Regions from separate parts of the Mus musculus genome. Here regions 2 and 3 are each linked to region 1. The links are chromatin loops, found by intact Hi-C in ENCODE. Cell type or tissue: left cerebral cortex. All regions are shown on one strand. Links, peaks and the distances in the headings refer to the core of each region. The heading gives the core; the rest is flanking DNA. Region 1 holds the start of Gm52511 (a long non-coding RNA gene). Region 2 has its middle 15 kb from the start of Stam2. Region 3 overlaps Fmnl2 (formin-like 2).

Evidence for each region. Peaks named below come from ENCODE experiments on the same cell type or tissue, not always from the same donor. Only the 100,000 strongest peaks of a DNase experiment are listed, where the experiment ranks them.
Region 2: a loop joins it to region 1, with 3 times the contacts of the local background. A loop is called at or near these places in 12 of 42 quality-filtered maps.
Region 3: it touches region 1 in a loop (4-fold over the local background); 14 of 42 quality-filtered maps call a loop at or near these places.

The regions. Positions count from the first base shown.
Region 1 is chr2:53,004,336-53,009,887 of GRCm38, forward strand. The region is part of intron 1 of Fmnl2 (formin-like 2); the gene reads left to right. Gm52511 (a long non-coding RNA gene) reads right to left here and starts at 4,470. Exons shown (of 3, transcript XR_003953831.1): 1 at 4,322-4,470; 2 at 3,386-3,545; 3 at 1-2,391. In left cerebral cortex, for the core only: CTCF peaks have their summits at 1,249 (motif pointing right) and 3,070 (motif pointing right); DNase peaks (open chromatin) are centred at 874, 3,013 and 4,300.
Region 2 is chr2:52,754,390-52,759,941 of GRCm38, forward strand. No RefSeq gene overlaps it. Among named protein-coding and RNA genes, the nearest start is that of Stam2, 15 kb to the left of the region's middle. In left cerebral cortex, for the core only: CTCF peaks have their summits at 2,487 (motif pointing right) and 4,438 (motif pointing right); DNase peaks (open chromatin) are centred at 2,494 and 4,422.
Region 3 is chr2:53,081,140-53,086,691 of GRCm38, forward strand. All of the region lies in intron 9 of Fmnl2 (formin-like 2), which reads left to right. Among named protein-coding and RNA genes, the nearest start is that of Gm52511, 75 kb to the left of the region's middle. In left cerebral cortex, for the core only: CTCF peaks have their summits at 2,299 (motif pointing left) and 4,688 (motif pointing left); DNase peaks (open chromatin) are centred at 2,253 and 4,675.

The DNA.
Region 1 (5,552 bases), core at 175-5,174:
GATAAGTTAGCTGGGGCACCTTGACTTTGGGTTCCTAGAATAGAGTTGGGTAATTTTCCATGGGGCTTCCCATCAAGGAGATCAAATGCTAGTCAAACATCAATGGCCTCGTCAAGAATACAAGGTGGTGGACTTTGTCTTGTCACAACACTTCATAAATGAGTAAATGAACAAATAAGTAAGTAAGTAAATAAATAAAGGCACTCCTTAGACGTCATGTAGATATATTTTTAATTTATTTATTTTGTGTATATGAATGCTCTATTTTCATGCACACTAGAAGAGGGAATCTGATTCCAATTCTGAGTCTGATGTAATTTTTGGCCAATAATATTCCTTTGCACACATATACTACAAGCAGATTTTATCCAGTCATCTGCTTTTGGATCTTTGGGTTGTTTTATCCTTTGTTTATTGTGGATATTACATTTATAAATACTAGTGTTGTTTTAGTTATATATTTTCACAAATATATATTAACAGATATATATTTATCTGTTTAAATGGAGTGTGTGTGTGTGTGTGTGTGTGTAGGGTGGAGATGTGGGGTTATTCATTAAGTCTGTATATACCTTTTGTGTTGTTGAGACAGATACTACTATATATTCCAGGCTGGCCTCAAACTCATGATTAGCCTGCTTCAGCCTCCTGTGTGTTGAGGTGGCAGGCATGTGCCCCTCTTTTTGGCTGTGGATGCGTTTTGAAGACTGAACACATTATTTTTCCTACTGGGTATGCCATTTTGCATTCTTAGCGGTCATGTAGGAGTAAGTATCCCAATTTATCCAAATCCTCCCGGGTGCCTGTAAGCAAAGTCCTTTGCTTTCATAGATTCTCATGATCCTGTTGGTCCTATTTAAGTATTCTGGGAGAAGCTCTCTGTTTTAAGATTGTGACTCTGTGCATGGGCCAGCACATGCGCGCTGCCTCTCCTGGAGCTACAGTTGGAGTGCTCTTGAGCCTCCTGATGTGAGTGCTGGGAGCTGAACTGGAGTTCATTTGCAGAGCAGTGCGAGTTCTTCATTGCTGAGACCTGCAATCAGATCCTAGTAGGCCATCGTTCCTAGTGCTTAGGATCAGGGTGAGGAAGTGTTGGGGGAGGGGGTGCGGGGAACCAGTGTTCAGGCCTTAACAACGTGGAGGCTTTAATTATTTGCCATGGTTGGGCAGATGTGGGGTTTTGTTTTTTTTTAGATTTATTTATTATTATACGTAAGTACACTGTAGCTGTCTTCAGACACTCCAAAAGAGGGCACCAGATCCCATTACAGATGGTTGTGAGCCAGCATGTGGTTGCTGGAATTGAATTCAGGATCTTCGGAAGAGCAGTCGGTGCTCTTAACCACTGAGCCATCTCTCCAGCCCCAGTTGTGCTTATTTTTAAGACAAAAGCATAATTGTTCTTTTGTGTCATAAGTCATGCCCTTCCTTGACTGTAGTCTTAAACTGTTTTTTTCCCCCACGATTATCTTTGTAATGAGGTGTAAGATTTTGAGGGAAGCCATGGCTATGCAAAGCTATGGAGACTAAGGGTCCTAAGCTTCCAAATAGGGCAGAGCAGGGCCAGGATTTTAGGGGAAGGGACAGTGAAAATACACTGCTGTATATTATCAGGTGAGAGAGAGGAGATCCTACGGTTTGATTGTGCCTGAGTGTGTCTCATTTGTTTTATAGTTAGTTTGAACTTATATTCAAATATCAAGATATTTTTACAACATAATTTTGTGTCATAGGAAGTTGATATTATGTAAAAAGTAAGCCTTTCTCTGGGTTTTGATTCAGGTGTTTGTGTTTTAAGACATATTGGTTAGCTGAGGCTGGCCTCGAACTCTTGATCTTCTGACTTCTACTTCCTAAATTTGATCTGTGTTCCTAAGCAAAGTGCCTGTGAATGTCTAGCCTCCTGTTGTCCAAAGGCTGCCCATGAAGGCATTTCGTGCATCTCTTGTGTGGCCTTGTGTGAGTGCGTTCATGCAGACAGTTCTGGCACAGCCGTTTGCAAACGAGGTGAAGGGGTTGTGTGAACCCCAGAGCATGCCAAAGCACCAGACATCACGAGCCTGACTGTGACAGCAACCTATATTTCAGTTGGGAGTATAGCCAGAGCAGGATTGTGTGGTTTTGGCATCTTTCGGACCATTGACTCACCTGAGCTGGTGGAATGAGGAAGACGGAGCCAGTGTGAGGGGAATGTGCCCTCAGTGACCATCATGCCAGCAATATTCTTCTGTGGAGACTAGCCCTCCCATTCAGCTTCACCCATGGTTCCCAGTGCGTTATCCACTTTTGTCAGCAAAGTTGGCATCTGCACACTAGGTCCGGCATTAACGATGATGTCTCCGTCAGCTGCTACCAAGCATTTACATGGTCCTGATGAGTTCCCCTGGTCACCTGAAAAGGACGGCAGGGCTAGGACTAGGGGGCCACAAGCTTGTCTTTCCAGCTCTGTACCATTTTGTTTTATTTGAGACAGGACCTCACTCTGTAGCCCAGGTTGGTCTAGAACTCACTAAATAAGTTTAGGCTTACCATTACTTATAGTGATCTCCTGCCTCATCTTCCCAAAAGGATGGGTTACAGGTATAAAAGCTGCAAGCCCAGCTTGGGTCTGGACATGTGAATGGGTACGTATTTCAGTCAGTGCTCACGGAAAGCCAAGCTCTCAAAGAAAACAGATTGCATCTAAGATTGGAATGGGAGGTCAGAGGTGTGTCTTGTTCCCTACAAAGGACAAGGTTCCGGTCAGGTTTTGTTTTATAGATGGAACCAGATTAGAGAGAGACTTATTTACACTCCCATGGGCTTCTCTGGCTCCCTGGAATGACATCAATACCTTCAATGATTAAATAAAGCAACAGTGATAATGAAAGACCACTGGCCCTAGTGATTCCCTCCGGGGACCCATTTGGCTGGCTGCCTGCCTGAGTCCTGCACAGGGAAGCGAGCTGACTCTCTTCCCAGTGTCCTCTAGGTTAGCTCCCTAACAATCAAGGATGCCTGGGAGTCAGGAAGATAGGTCGCAGAAGCCGGGGCTTTTCAGTTGAACAGAAGAGGGCGCCATGTGCTGAGCTGGCAGCCAACCCCCTGCTGGTCACCCATTGCAGTTCTCTTGTGAACACAGGAGAACTGCTGCCTTACTGCCTGGTCTCCCAATAACAGTGCAGGGGAAAATGACAAGGAGGAAAGAATAAGGGGAGATGGAGCAGCCCTCTGTGTTCTCAGTACTTCTACGGAGGCGTCCCTTTCCTGTGGATTCATTTCCTCAGCCGTCACTTGTCTCTGCTCCGTGTAACTTGTGAATCTTGCGATTGGCGTTCACACTAACTAATCTTAGACTACCCATCTAGTCCCCTCTGTGAGTTGTAGCTCTTATCTCCTCCCTTACCTTTGCATTTGGCTAAAGGAACAGCAGTATGAATGAGGTCTGGTGTGGTTCCCATGCGCTTTGCTGTTATTTTGGATGCGTTATCACCTGGATTACTTTCTCTGCAACTCTGCGTCATTTACCATTACCACTGTCACCCTCATGGCCATACTGTGAACATCTGCATGCCACAAGAGGAGAAACAGGTTTAGTTTTAGTAATTTACCCCAGGTCACACTATCAAAGAGTGGTGGATTCATGGCTACATCTGCAGACAGAGTCTACTTATAGTTTATATATTACATATTATTATATAGTTACTATAGGTTAGTAAAAACTCTTTGTGGAATTGGATCCCATTGCTATTTTCCCTACAGACCATGCCCCATCCCTAGAAAGAAACCGTCTTTTCTCTGAAGTTGTGCTATTTTGAGGTGCTCTGCTGCGTTAGTGTTTTGTCCCTTTCTCCTATCCACTGAGGGTCCCTCATTTTTCCTTTTGCACTTTGATTTGTTGCTTATTAAGTATTGGCTGGCTGGGCAGTGGTGGCACATGCCTTTAATCCCAGCACTTGGGAGGGAGAGGCAGATGGATTTCTGAGTTTGAGGCCAGCCTGGTCTACCGAGAGAGTTCCAGGACAGCCAGGGCTATACAGAGAAACCCTGTCTTGAAAAACCAAAAAAAAAAAAAAAAAAAAAAAAAAAAAAAAAAGAAAAAAGAAAAAACAAGAAATCTAAATACTTCCACTTAATGATATGCACGTGTATTTCTAGCTGTGTCCTGTCACAGTTAATGGTGCAGCTTGCTTTGTTTTGGATGTTACCCTTGGTTCCGTTTTGAATTACTGGAGTTTTCAATTTTAGGCTGTTTATTCATATGCCTTTCTATTCAGATTGTGTGCCTCATCACCATCAGCGTAAGGATTAGGAGCCAGCTAGGCTGGTTCTGCACACTTACCCTTCTGCCAACTGCTTCCTGAAGTTCACTCTTAATGCTTAAGCTCCAGGCTGCAGCCCATCATATTCTCTTGCTTCGTAGCAAAGGCTATGATTTTTGAGGACAGGGAAATGGGGAGTTGCTTAGTGGGTTCAGACTTTCATTTTTCAAAGATGAAAGCTCTGAAGATTTGTTGTTCAAGGTAACTATAGTTACATGGAACATGGAATTGGCTAGGAGAGCAAATTACTTTTCAACCACAACTAAATTACTTTTGTTTGTGGTTAGTTGTGCAAAGTGATATGTGTTCTGTGGGTGGGGTGTGTGTGGGGTATGTGTGTGTGTGTGTGTGTGTGTGTGTGTGTGTGAGAGAGAGAGAGAGAGAGAGAGAGAGAGAGAGAGATGCCTATACACTCACAAGCAAAGGCCCAAGGAGAACATTGGTTGCCTTCCTCTATTGCTCTTTGTCTTATTGCATTGAGAAGGGTCTCTCAGTGAACCAGAGCTTGCCTTTTTGGCTGTGATGTGTGGCTATGGATCTCCTTGGATCTGTTTGTCTCAGTTCTTCAGTGCTTGGGTTACAGCCATTGACAGCTATGCTTGGCTTTTTATGTGATACCTGGGAGGTGACGTCTGGCCCTCATGCTCGTACAGAAAGCATTTTTATCCTATGTATCTTTCAGGCCTCAACAACAACAACAAAGTTAAAAATGTTCCTTTGCTAGGTTCCTAGAAAGTGATTTTCCTGTTAACCTGAGAGCTCTGGGGTTTATATAAACTATGTGTCTTGTTCACACCTTCCTTTCTCCCGCATGACTTACAAAGCCCACATCTTCTCTATCTTCTAAGTGGTCACTATGGAACATTTCCCATTAGAGAATCCTGTCGCTTAGTAACCGTGAGCTCCCTTCGTGAGATGATGAGGTCACCACTGTCTTAGATAATATGAAGCAGAGTGTGCTATGCTACTGCTCACCTTCAACATTGCCTTGTAGGTTTCTCACTTGGAGCCCTGAGGGTATGAGAGAAAAGGAGGATATTTTACAGGGTTCCAGTTTTACTAAGTACCCAGGACGAGTGTGGGGTCAGAAAATCCTGTATTTCCCAGCATGATTTGATTTGTTTCTGAATGCACCTGGGTACCTTCACTGCACTCTGTGTTACATGCAATATTAATCTGCAATTGTAACTCCACATATAGAGCTATGATAGATGCTTTGTAGCCATATTAATGTCTTTATAAGATATTCAG
Region 2 (5,552 bases), core at 305-5,304, 250 kb before region 1:
ATCTTTGTCCTTTACTTTTTCATTTCTCACATCTGGAAATGTAAGAACTAATTTACCATGTCATCTTTCCTAGAATTCCCCAACTGGTCCCAATCTATGTCTCCCTGGAAACTCCTTGGCCCCTCTTGCTCCAGCCCCCATTCACTCAGTCCCATAGATTCTTTGTTTCTCATTAAGGATGGTTGTGAGCCATCAAGTGGTTGATGGGACTTGAACTCGTGACCTCTGGAAAAGCAGTCAGTGCTCTTAACTGCTGAGCCATCTCACCAGCCCCTGGAATGATATTTTGCACCTACAGTCACAAATGAACCACTTGGTGTTAAATATTTTCTAAAACCTATCTTGTGTATACGTCGTAGTTTCCAGGAGCAAAACATTGGGAACAGTGTGTTTTGTAAGTTTTGTGTCCTTTCTTTGAAAAACAATCGACCCAGTTCTTAGAATAATTTATGTACCCTAAAATCCATACATTGAAATGTAATCCTCAAGGGGGCAACATGTAAGGGTCTAGCCTTTGTGAAATAATTAGATTTCTTTTAAAGATTGATTTATTTATTTTAAAGATTTATCTATTGATTTTATACATATAAGTACCCTGCAGCTGTCTTCAGACACACCAGAAGAGGGCATCAGATCCCATTACAGATGGTTATGAGCCACCATGTGGTGACTGGGAATTGAACTCAGGACTTCTGGAAGAGCAGTTAGTGCTCTTAGCCATTGAGCCATCTCTCCAGCCCATAATTAGATTTCTTAGTTACTTTTCTATTGACTTTATAGGACACCACGAACAAAGCAACTTATAAGTGAAAGCATGTCTTTTATGTGGAGCTCACAATCTAAGAGAGTAGTAGGCTCCATGACATATGATGGGGAGCACGGCTGCCAAGGGGCACGGCACTGGAGCAGAACCCAGAGTTTACATCTGGCTCCTCAGGCAGGAGGCAGAGAGCTACTGGGGATGGCATGGCCTTTTAAAATCTCAAAGCCCATCCCTAATGACACACCCCCTAATCCTTCCCAAACAGTGCCACCAACTGGGGACCAAAGGTTCAAATATGGGAGCCTATGGGAACCACTCTCATTCAAGCTACTACATTAGAACAAGAAGGGACCGCCCTTAAGAGTTCACACTTATTAGGTAAGGGCGCCACACTCATAAGAAGAGGCTGGGAGGAATGGCCTGACCCACTTCCTTCACTCCTCTCTCATTCCCTCCATCTCCTCTTCTTCCCCCCTTTCTTCTTTCTTTGCTGGAAATAACAAAAATTTGCCAGTCTGTACCTGGAAGTGAGTCCTTACCAGAATTTGACTGTCCTGCCGCCCCGATCTAGGACTTCCAGTCTCCAGAACTATTGGAAGTTTCTGTGTCTTATAAGTGGCCCATCCTTGGCACTTCGCACATTCTGGACAGACACATTGCACAAGGTCAGTTTGATACAGATTCCTTCTTTTTAACTTCCGGTCCCCATCACTGTGTACCTGGAGCAGGGTAAAGGGAAGGGATCAGCCCGGAGATGATGGCTGTTTAACAACTCCCGTTTGCCTCGCATTATCCTCACTGTTGCTGCACAGTGAATAAAAGCATCAAGAGCATGCCTGCAATTCACTGTTTGGTAAACACTGAGCGAGCATCCACTGAATGCCAAATACTAGTAGTGGGGGGGTCCCAGCTTGATGGGGCGTGAAAACATCGACGAAAAGACTGCTTTCAAGGAATTCCATTCAGATGAGGAGAGTGACATATGCAAACACTAGAAGAGGAAACGTAGGGGAACGTGTGGGGAATGTCCGGGTATAGTCTCAGTATAGACCAATGATATTTTGGTACAGACCCATTTGAAGCTGGGCACCAACGAATACCCACAATCCCAGCACTCAACAGAGATAATAATAACTGCGTAATAATTGCAGGTCTGAAGTCAACTTGAGCTATGTAGTGAGCCCGTTTCACAAGCACAAAAATAAGTATATGATGCATGGGCAATGAAGAAGAAAATAGTAATTCTTGGTAATTGGTTTTTGTAAAATATAAGCTAAGTAAAGAATGAACAGAAATGATTTTAAAAAGTGACTGTTAAAAGAGTCAGCAACGATTAAATTCAGTAAATTGTATGTGTGCATATGTTTATCTATGCCTTTTTTCTTTATAAGACAGTCTTTATGTGTAGCCCTGGATGTAGTGGAACTCTCTCTCTCTCTCTGTAGACCAGGCTAGACGTGAACTCAGAGTTCTGCCTGCCTATGCTTCTAGAATGCTAGAGCAAAGGTACGCACTACCACTGCCTGGCTTTTCTATGCTTTAAAGGAATTTACTGTTAAAGTCCTAAAGACCTCCTGTCACAGGACTCCTGAAAGAGCTGGTTGATTTAATTCAATACGTTTTTACTGCCAGTGAAATTAAAGAACGATAAAATGGACTAGCTTAATTTTTACTTCACAGTTTATTTAAAACTGGTCTTGTTCACTGTCATACTACAATCTGCCCAGTGGGTGGCAACATTGTCTCACCCCAGAATCAGCTTCTCTAGAAAACAAAGAAACAGTAAAACAAATTTCAGGCTAGACCTAATTTAGCCAAAATTAACAACATCACTTTATCTACCTTACGAAACCAGGTGAGTAATACACCATTGTAATATGCCAACCTATAACAAATTTCAAATAATTTATAGTGAGTGGCAAAAGTAGCTGCTAATAAGTCACTTTGCTAATGAATGTCAACGAATTGGGCTGTGCTCCTAAAAAATATTCACCCAATCATCATCTTCTGCCCAATGTTTTAGTTTTAATATAGAAAATACGTATTTGTTTAGACTTAATCTCATGTGCGAAAGTCAGCGATTGTGATAAAGACTATTGTGCTAGAACTCCAGGAAACTGAGGCTGGGGAGATAGCTCAGTGGTTAAGAACACTTGCTACTCCCAGAACCCCATGATGAAGAGTTCACAGCCTTGCACCAAGCACACACTAGTGCCATGTCTAGCGAAATACTGCTTCTATTCTGGAATAACTAGACTTACACAGACACATAAATAAAAAGAGAAGGAAGGCCATGGGTCTCTGCAGAACAGTTTATGGGGTGGGACCTTAAAGATGGATAAGAACCATTATCATACACCGTCGTTGAAGATTTAAGGAGCACTCTAAATAATGTTGAACCTTAGTTACATAAGCTATAGGGTAATTTTCGATCATAACAGCATTTCCCCTTCTAGCTTTGAGGCACCGTTTTAAATTCAGAATTTAGTCAACATCTGTGTTCACCTGCATCCTTGTAAGAGCATGTTTTTCAGTCTTTATAAAGAAGGTATATGTTTTCAATGTTGGTGGCTAAGCAGTGTAGTTCAGCGGTAGAGCACATGAGGCCCTGGGTTTAACCCCCCAGCACCTAAATTAAAAAACACTGGTATTTATCCCTCATCTAGCCTGGATTCCCTGTGTTAGATTTTTATTGTTATTGAGCCTTTTGGAGAATTAGTGTAGCCCTATTTTTGCATGAAACATCCTAGGAAGAGCTGTGATGTCGTTTTAGATCAGGTAGGATTATGTTTCTCATTTTGGTTCCTAGTAATTTTTTTGATAGTGCTAAGTATAGACTTAAGTTCTCGAAACTGACTTCAAAATTCCAAAATCCTTTTCTCGGGCATAAGTGATTTTTTCCCCTAAGCCATCATGTTATTAATACATATGTAACTTAGGCTTTATTCTCCCAAGTGAACAATTTTATTCTTACTCTTGTTAGTTGGTTCTTTGTAATGAAGGGAAATTGCCAATTCAGTAGTGTCTGAGACTAGGGACATTGGGCTGTGTAGAACTCTAGTCTAGTCTGCATGGTGTGTGTGTGTGTGTGTGTGTGTGTGTTTCTAAAAGGTATATGTATACTTTTTACTTTATACCTTTCACTTTTATCTTAAGGGCAAAATACCCTAAAAGGATATAAATTTTGTTTACCCATCAAAAATTCAAACCATAGTACATCAGTGTGCCAGATATAATAATTCTATTTTATGTGTCGGACTCCGTGGATGTGCACATCAATGTGGCCTAATGAATGGCTATGAACATAACGGTTCCCCCGGGAGCTTTGATGTCATCAGTAGGCATCACTTGCCTTCTTGGGGGTCTCTGTGGAGTCTGGAACTTAATGAGGAACCTGTGTGGGTGTCTCCTGCATACCTCTGCAAAGTATCTGCTCGACCTACCTGATAACGCTGGGTAACTCCGATCTCTCTTCTCACTCCCAAAACCCTGTTCACTCCGGCATCTTTCTGATTGACACTTCTGCTGGCAACACGTTCAACAATCATTCGAGTCAGTCCAGCCCTCCCGACTTGCTTCTGCGTTGCTATCAGGACTGCCTTTCAGTGCTTCCTGAGGGCCCACACAACCCATGCACACATCTCAGCAGCGAGCCACCAAGCCCTCGATAAGTCCAGCAGGGGGCGTCAGTGAAAGCCTTCGAGTCACGAAATGAGCAAGCACTTTTTTTTTTTTTCCTTTTAAGATTTAGTTTTTATCTTATGTGTATGTGTGCTGCCTGCATGAATATGTGTGCACATGTGAAGGCCTGGTGATCAGGGTAGCCAAGAAGGGTATCAGGTCCTCTGCAACTGAAATTACAGACAGCTGTGAGCTGATATGTGGGTGCTGGGAACTGAACCCAGAGCAAAAAGTGCTCTTAACCTCTGAGCCATCTCTACTGCTCCTAGAATCAGATTGTAAAATTTAGGATGATTGGAGTTCTCGGTTTCCCATAATATAAGATATTAACTTTATGTATATGGAGATATTAACTATGTATATGGAGTGAAATTTTCATAGATAATACAGGATGGTATGCAAACATCACACCCCCACTGCCAATGATAGGGCAGAGCCTTAAACACTGAAAAGGAATATCATTAAAGTTACATAAATTAGTGCAGCTCTCAGCCTTAATCAATCTTCCTTCCTTCCTTCCTTCTTTCCTTTCTCTCTCTCTCTCTCTCTTTTCTCTTCCTCTCTTCCTCTCTTTCTTTCTTTCTTTTTTGTTTTTTCCGAGACAGAGTTTCTCTGTGTAGCCCTGGCTGTCCTAGAACTCACTCTGTAGACCAGGCTGGTCTCGAACTCAGAAATCCGCCTGCCTCCACCTCCCGAGTGCTGGGATTAAAGACATGTGCCACCACTGCCCGGCTTGATCTATTTCATTTCTTTTTTTTCTTTTAGGTTTTTTTTTTTGGGGGGGGGGGGTTCCAAGACAGGGTTTCTCTGTATAGCCCTGGCTGTCCTGGAACTCACTTTGTAGAACAGGCTGGCCTCGAACTCAGAAATCCGCCTGCCTCCACCTCCTGAGTGCTGGGATTAAAGGCGTGCGCCACCACCGCCCTGCTTTGATCTATTTCTTAATTACTATTTGGAAACTAACATTTAATCGTAAGTCTACATCTTCTACTTAATCAAAACGAAACTTTCCTTTCAAACTGATTTAGAACACTAACAGACTCCAGCCTTATCCCTTATTAGAGAATAGACCCATACATCCCAGTCAGCGGGATGGCTCGGAGGATAA
Region 3 (5,552 bases), core at 140-5,139, 77 kb after region 1:
CTTACTCACTGAAAATACAAAGTGAGCTCTTTGTCAGGGATATTGATGAACACTGAAAATTCAAAAGTAAACTGTAGGACTCCCCCGAAAAGGAAAGCCTCTAAGAAGCTAATACATTTGACCATTGAAATTCTAGGCTCTCAAAAGGTAAATGGAAGATTCTAGGCAAGAAGATGGAAAGCTGACCAAGACAAGTTTGTGTGTATGTGTGTCTGTCTGTCTGTCTGTCTGTCTGTGTTTAAGGAAGATGGTGCAGAAGAAAAGTGAGGCAAATGGGGCCTGAGTTTAAGATAAATAAGAATCAGTTAGGTATCACCACCATTGTTGATTATTATCATTAATTTTCACACATGGCCTCCAACTTGTTAGGTATTCCAGGCTGGCCTTGAGCTTAACATTTCTTGTCTTAGCCACCTGGGTTCTGTGATTATAGGGGTGTGCCTCTATGCCCGCCTCAGGTGATAGTTACTGCAATAGATGGGTACAGACTTTAAAACATCCTTTGTGTTTTTGTTTGTTTGTTTTTGTATGTTATGGTTTTACATATCAAAGTACAAAACAACCCATGTGTATTCTACAAAGTCCAGAGGAAACCTTGTCACTTTGCTTTTTCCTTCTGTATCCCTTGGTTCATAGTACCTGCCTCTTTCTTTCTCTGTTACCTGATTTTCGGATTCTTTAGCTTCCTTTATTTAAGGAACCTCGATACATCATCCTATTAATCCAAATAATCTCCTGATCTCAAACTCCTTCACTTACTTATTCAAGTCCATTAAATACCTTGTACCACATACGGTAACAGTACCAAGGTGGGGACACGGATTCCCTAGTGCAAGGAATACATAATTTGCCAACCTACAGGTAAAGAGAATTAAGAATGCCATTTCATATTAAGATTGTCTTTTGGTGAAGTTGCCCCATGCCTGAGAAGAGAGAGTGCGGAGTGCTCATGAAAGGGGCGTGGCTAATAACACTCAGTCCTCATTTTCCAAAGCCTCAACATGAGGGGGCTGCAAAAGAATTGTGCTCCCCAGTCACTGGGTCTTTAATCAGCCTCCAGTAGTAAAGAAATGAATAGAAAGCCCCTTGGCAGTGGACCCAGCATGAGATCACTCTGATGGAGCCAGGTGTGAGTTGGCCTCTGTGGCTTGTTCCAGTATCCACCACTGATGTTTCGGAATCCTTGGTCTCTTCCTACACTGATAGCCAGCCCTAAAGTCTGCAGGACCTTCGTTCTCTGTGTGTCTGGGGGAATGAAAAGAAAAATAATTAAAGAGAGAAGAGAAAGCAGAGAGGATCAAGGTACTCAGAGGCACAGCCAGTTACCAAGTGACCTGGCTAGCTTGCAGTGATGGAGGCACTTTTGCTCATTCTGTCTTTAGTGCAGACCCCTTCCTAGCCTGACTATGATTCTATACAAAGAGGAGTTCATTTTCTTAATGGAGCAGCCACTTAAAAAGCAGGGTGTTGCCTCCTTTGTATTTTTATTCACAGAAAAATAGCCCTTCTAAACCCATGCCCTCTGGCAACTGGGAAGCAGTTGGCACATGTGTCCTCATTTTATATTCTTGAAAGACTGCCCTGAGAGAAGCCGCGAGAGCTGAGTTCTGCTGGAGACGTGCAGTGTCTCGTATAGGCTTGGGCGCTGGTCTGCAAGCCTGGAACTTTCCTTCAGAACTGACTCATTGACATTTGTGTGTTCTGAGGTTTAAAAGAGCAGGAGAACAGTGGCATGTGTGAGTTTATTATACACACACACACACACACACACATGTTTGTGTCTGTATATGTACATACACACATATATGGTTACTTGAGCCCAAGAAGAGAAAGTGGGGAGTGATTGTGAAAAGGGACATGGCTAATAACACACACAGTCTTCATGATTTCAAAGCCGTGTGTGTGTGTGTGTGTGTGTGTGTGTGTGTGTGTGTGTGTGTGTGTGTGATATTAAAGTCCAAGCTATTGTAGTTTTGGTAGTATCCACTCTGGGAAACATGAAAAATGGGGGTTTTCAGCCCCTCATCAGAATTTGGTAGTCATGTCCAGCACAGATTTATGCAGGGTCACATTAAATATCTGTTTTAGGGTCACCTTGCTTTCTTCTGTGCCCACCCCCTCACTTCTTCATTCTACACTGATTTGTATCATAAATATTTTTAAAACAACCCTTGTCTTGTTGCTGAAGAGATGGCTCAGAGGTTAAGAGCCCTGGCCACACTTCCAGAGGAGCTGAGTTCAATTTCTAGCAAATATGGGGTGGCCCACGACCATGCTTAAAATGAGGTCTGGTGCCCTCTTCTGGTGTACAGCCATACATGCAGGCAGAACATTGTATACATAATAAATAAACCTTTTTTTTTTAAAAAAAGAAGTGTTTCCTAAAAAAAAAAAAAAACCAGTAAAACCAAACCAAACAAACAAAGCAAACCTTTTCTTGTTGCTGGATATGACAGTGCATACCTATAATTCTAGCACTTGGGGAATGGAAGCAAGTCATTTGAAGCTTCAGAGTGAGCCTTCAGCTAGCCTAGACTACATGAGACCTTCCCTCAAAAGAAAATATAATTTTCGTCCTGAGACCTTGCCTTTCAAATTTATTCTAACAGGTATTTTCTATCATGTGAAAATAAAAGACTTTTTTAAGTGTCACCAAACTGTAGGCTGCCAGTTGTTTTTAATGGTTTGAGAGTCTAGTGCTAAGAGTTACGTTAACTGGTAAGGTTCAGTCCTAGCTCTACCATAATTCTGGGATGCTTAGACATGTTAACTGGGAGGAAGGGTAAGAGAAATCACATTTTTTATATATTTATATGTGTGTGTGTTAATATGTGTATAATTGTACAAAGATACTGTTTGAATAACAATTAAACCCTAAAATACAAATGGCAAGATTGGCCATGACCGTCCTGGTAATATCAGTGTATGTTGGTTTCTGTTGTGGAATTAGACCATCTCTTACAGTTTATGCATCTAGTTTTCGTTCCTAGAGATGCCTGGTTATCTTTTGTTCACTATTTGTCCTTACCACCCTTTCCTTAAGAACTATTAAACAAACTTGGAGGTCATGAAAATGTCTGGGGAGTTGTTGAGTAGTGTTATTGGTGATTATGGTTATTGGGACTGGGGCATTTGACAGATAATAAAAGGCATGGTAGGTGCTCTATATTAGTTTCCTTGATATGCTAAAGGTAGAACTGGCTGCAATGAGATTTAGTAGAGTAAATGTATACCAGGATCAACAGTAAGAGAGACAGTTTGCAAATGTACAGAATATTAGTTAGTTCTAACTCCTCATTATAATTTAACTCCAAATTCTAGGTACTTATTGAACTTGACTTTCTGAGAGTCAAGCTTAAGTTTCAGTTGGAATTGAAACATTTATAAAGCATAAACATGTTTGTATGTGAAGTCCATAGTAAATATGTAAGGATTTTGTTTTATGGTTTCTTTCATAATAATGAAGAGTAATATTTAGAAAAAAGACATGCACACAGTTGTTGATTCTGTTCCATCTCTCATATTATAAGTATCAATAAATCTGGTCTTGTATATGAATTTTATATGTATGGTTTAAAGTAGAGAAAATACTAGAATGTTTTCTGTACAAACATTTGGTTATATATTTAGTTAACGCCCCCAGGCTAATGCGTATTGCTAATTCCCAAGTGTGAGTAAGGTGTGAAGAGGAGGCCTCAGTGTAAGTGGGCCTGCCCTCATTCTAATCCACTTCCCTCTGGGTTTGTATACAGTCTCCCAGGACATGCTCTTATACTCCAGGCACTTTGCATATATGTTCCTATATTTTCCTATTACAGAGCAAACATAATAGGAAAGGCTACAGATAAGGTAGACTCTTAAATTACTAGTAAATTTCATGGTAGACTGAGCAATTCGTAGTGATCCAATGAGAAAGGAGGTGTCTTTTGAACTGGATTATTTAAAAAAGAAATGAAGAAGAAAAGAAAAGAACTTGATTTGGTGGAGAAAATTTCAGGAACAGAGACTGACAATGTAAGTAAGAATCCATGGCTAATTGGGAAAAATATCTCCCCATTTTACAGATAGTGAGAATGTGGTCAGGAATTTAGATATCTCCTATATTCTAAATTCTGAAATTCAGATGTTTCCTATATTCATCCAATTCCATCATTTATGGTTTTAGAAAGAAACCATCAGGTAGCATCAGACAAGAGTCTGAAGTGAATCTTTAGTGGAGGTTCCTGGACCTGGAGTGACCCTGGAGAAAGCAGGCAAATAGCTCTCACTCTTTAGGGACCCGAGTCTTAACATGGTTAATGTTTACCAAGCTGAAGAGCAGAGTTTACAGGATTCTGATCACTACTTATCATTTATTTGTAACTGCCCTAAAAAAACTGTTGCTGAAGAATGAGGATCACTGTGTGGCCCCACTAGAGGAAAGAGCGGAGTCTCCAGTAGGGAATTGTGCCTTTGGAAAACACTTGTCTCTGGAGAGTCTAACTCAGCACTTCAATTGTGATGAAGGTGTCAGTGGCAGGCATCATTTTAAAAGCACATGGATTCGGGGGTTGTGAGGGGGCAGTGTCTAAGTGATGAAGAGCACTTGCTGCTCTTATAGCAGAGTACTTAGGCTTCCGTTTCCAGCAACTGCATGGAAGCTCATAACCACGTGTAACTCCAATTCTAATGGCACTCAGTGCCCTCTTCTGGCCTTCCTGGGTACTACTCACATAGGCAAACTCCTGTAGATCCATAAATCGACAAGAATAATTAAAAAGAAAAAATGTTCACTAAAGGCACACTGGTTCCTTTGATGCTCGATAAAGGCTGAGTTCTAGAGATCTAACACACACAGTCTGCCTCACATCCTTCTGACCCCGCCAGAGAGTGTAGGTCAAGGTGCTGGAAACAGAGGGTTAGAAATACAGGCAGTATACATGTTGCTTCCCCATCTGTTTATCAGCACATCTTCCCAAAGGAAGGCTGATGTCACTCGATTGGCAGTTGATGAGGATGCTTGTGTTAGGAGGACGATAATGGTAGGGCGTGAGGCTATGTTGGGTTGGGAACAGCTCCCTGATCTCCCGAGTAGACGGTGACAAATGCTCTGTTGATCATACAGGCCTGCAGTAAATTAGAAGCAGCAGCAGCCACTGTGACACTGATAACACATTTTAGAAGGGTAAATCCTTCCAAATCAGAGAATGCCAAGAGTTAAAAGAGAGATTTGACAATCTGATGCCTTTGATTCACTAATGAGAGTGAGACTCAGGTAAGATCAAATAGTCCTAGGAGAAGTTCACAGAGTAGCAAACCAAGTCCCTAAAGGACATCCTCCGGCATCATGCCCAAAGACTCTCAGTATTCTGATAAACACGCTACTTTTGAGACACCACTTATAAGGCTAGAGAGATGCCTGGTGCTTAGGAGAGCTTGCTGCTCTGAGAACCCTAATTCAATTCCCACTATCCATATTGGGTGGCTCACAAACAACTGTTACTCCAGCTCCAAGGACTCTCAACCCCTTTTAGGACCCCTACAGGGCATTTACATGCACGTATCCCTCCCCC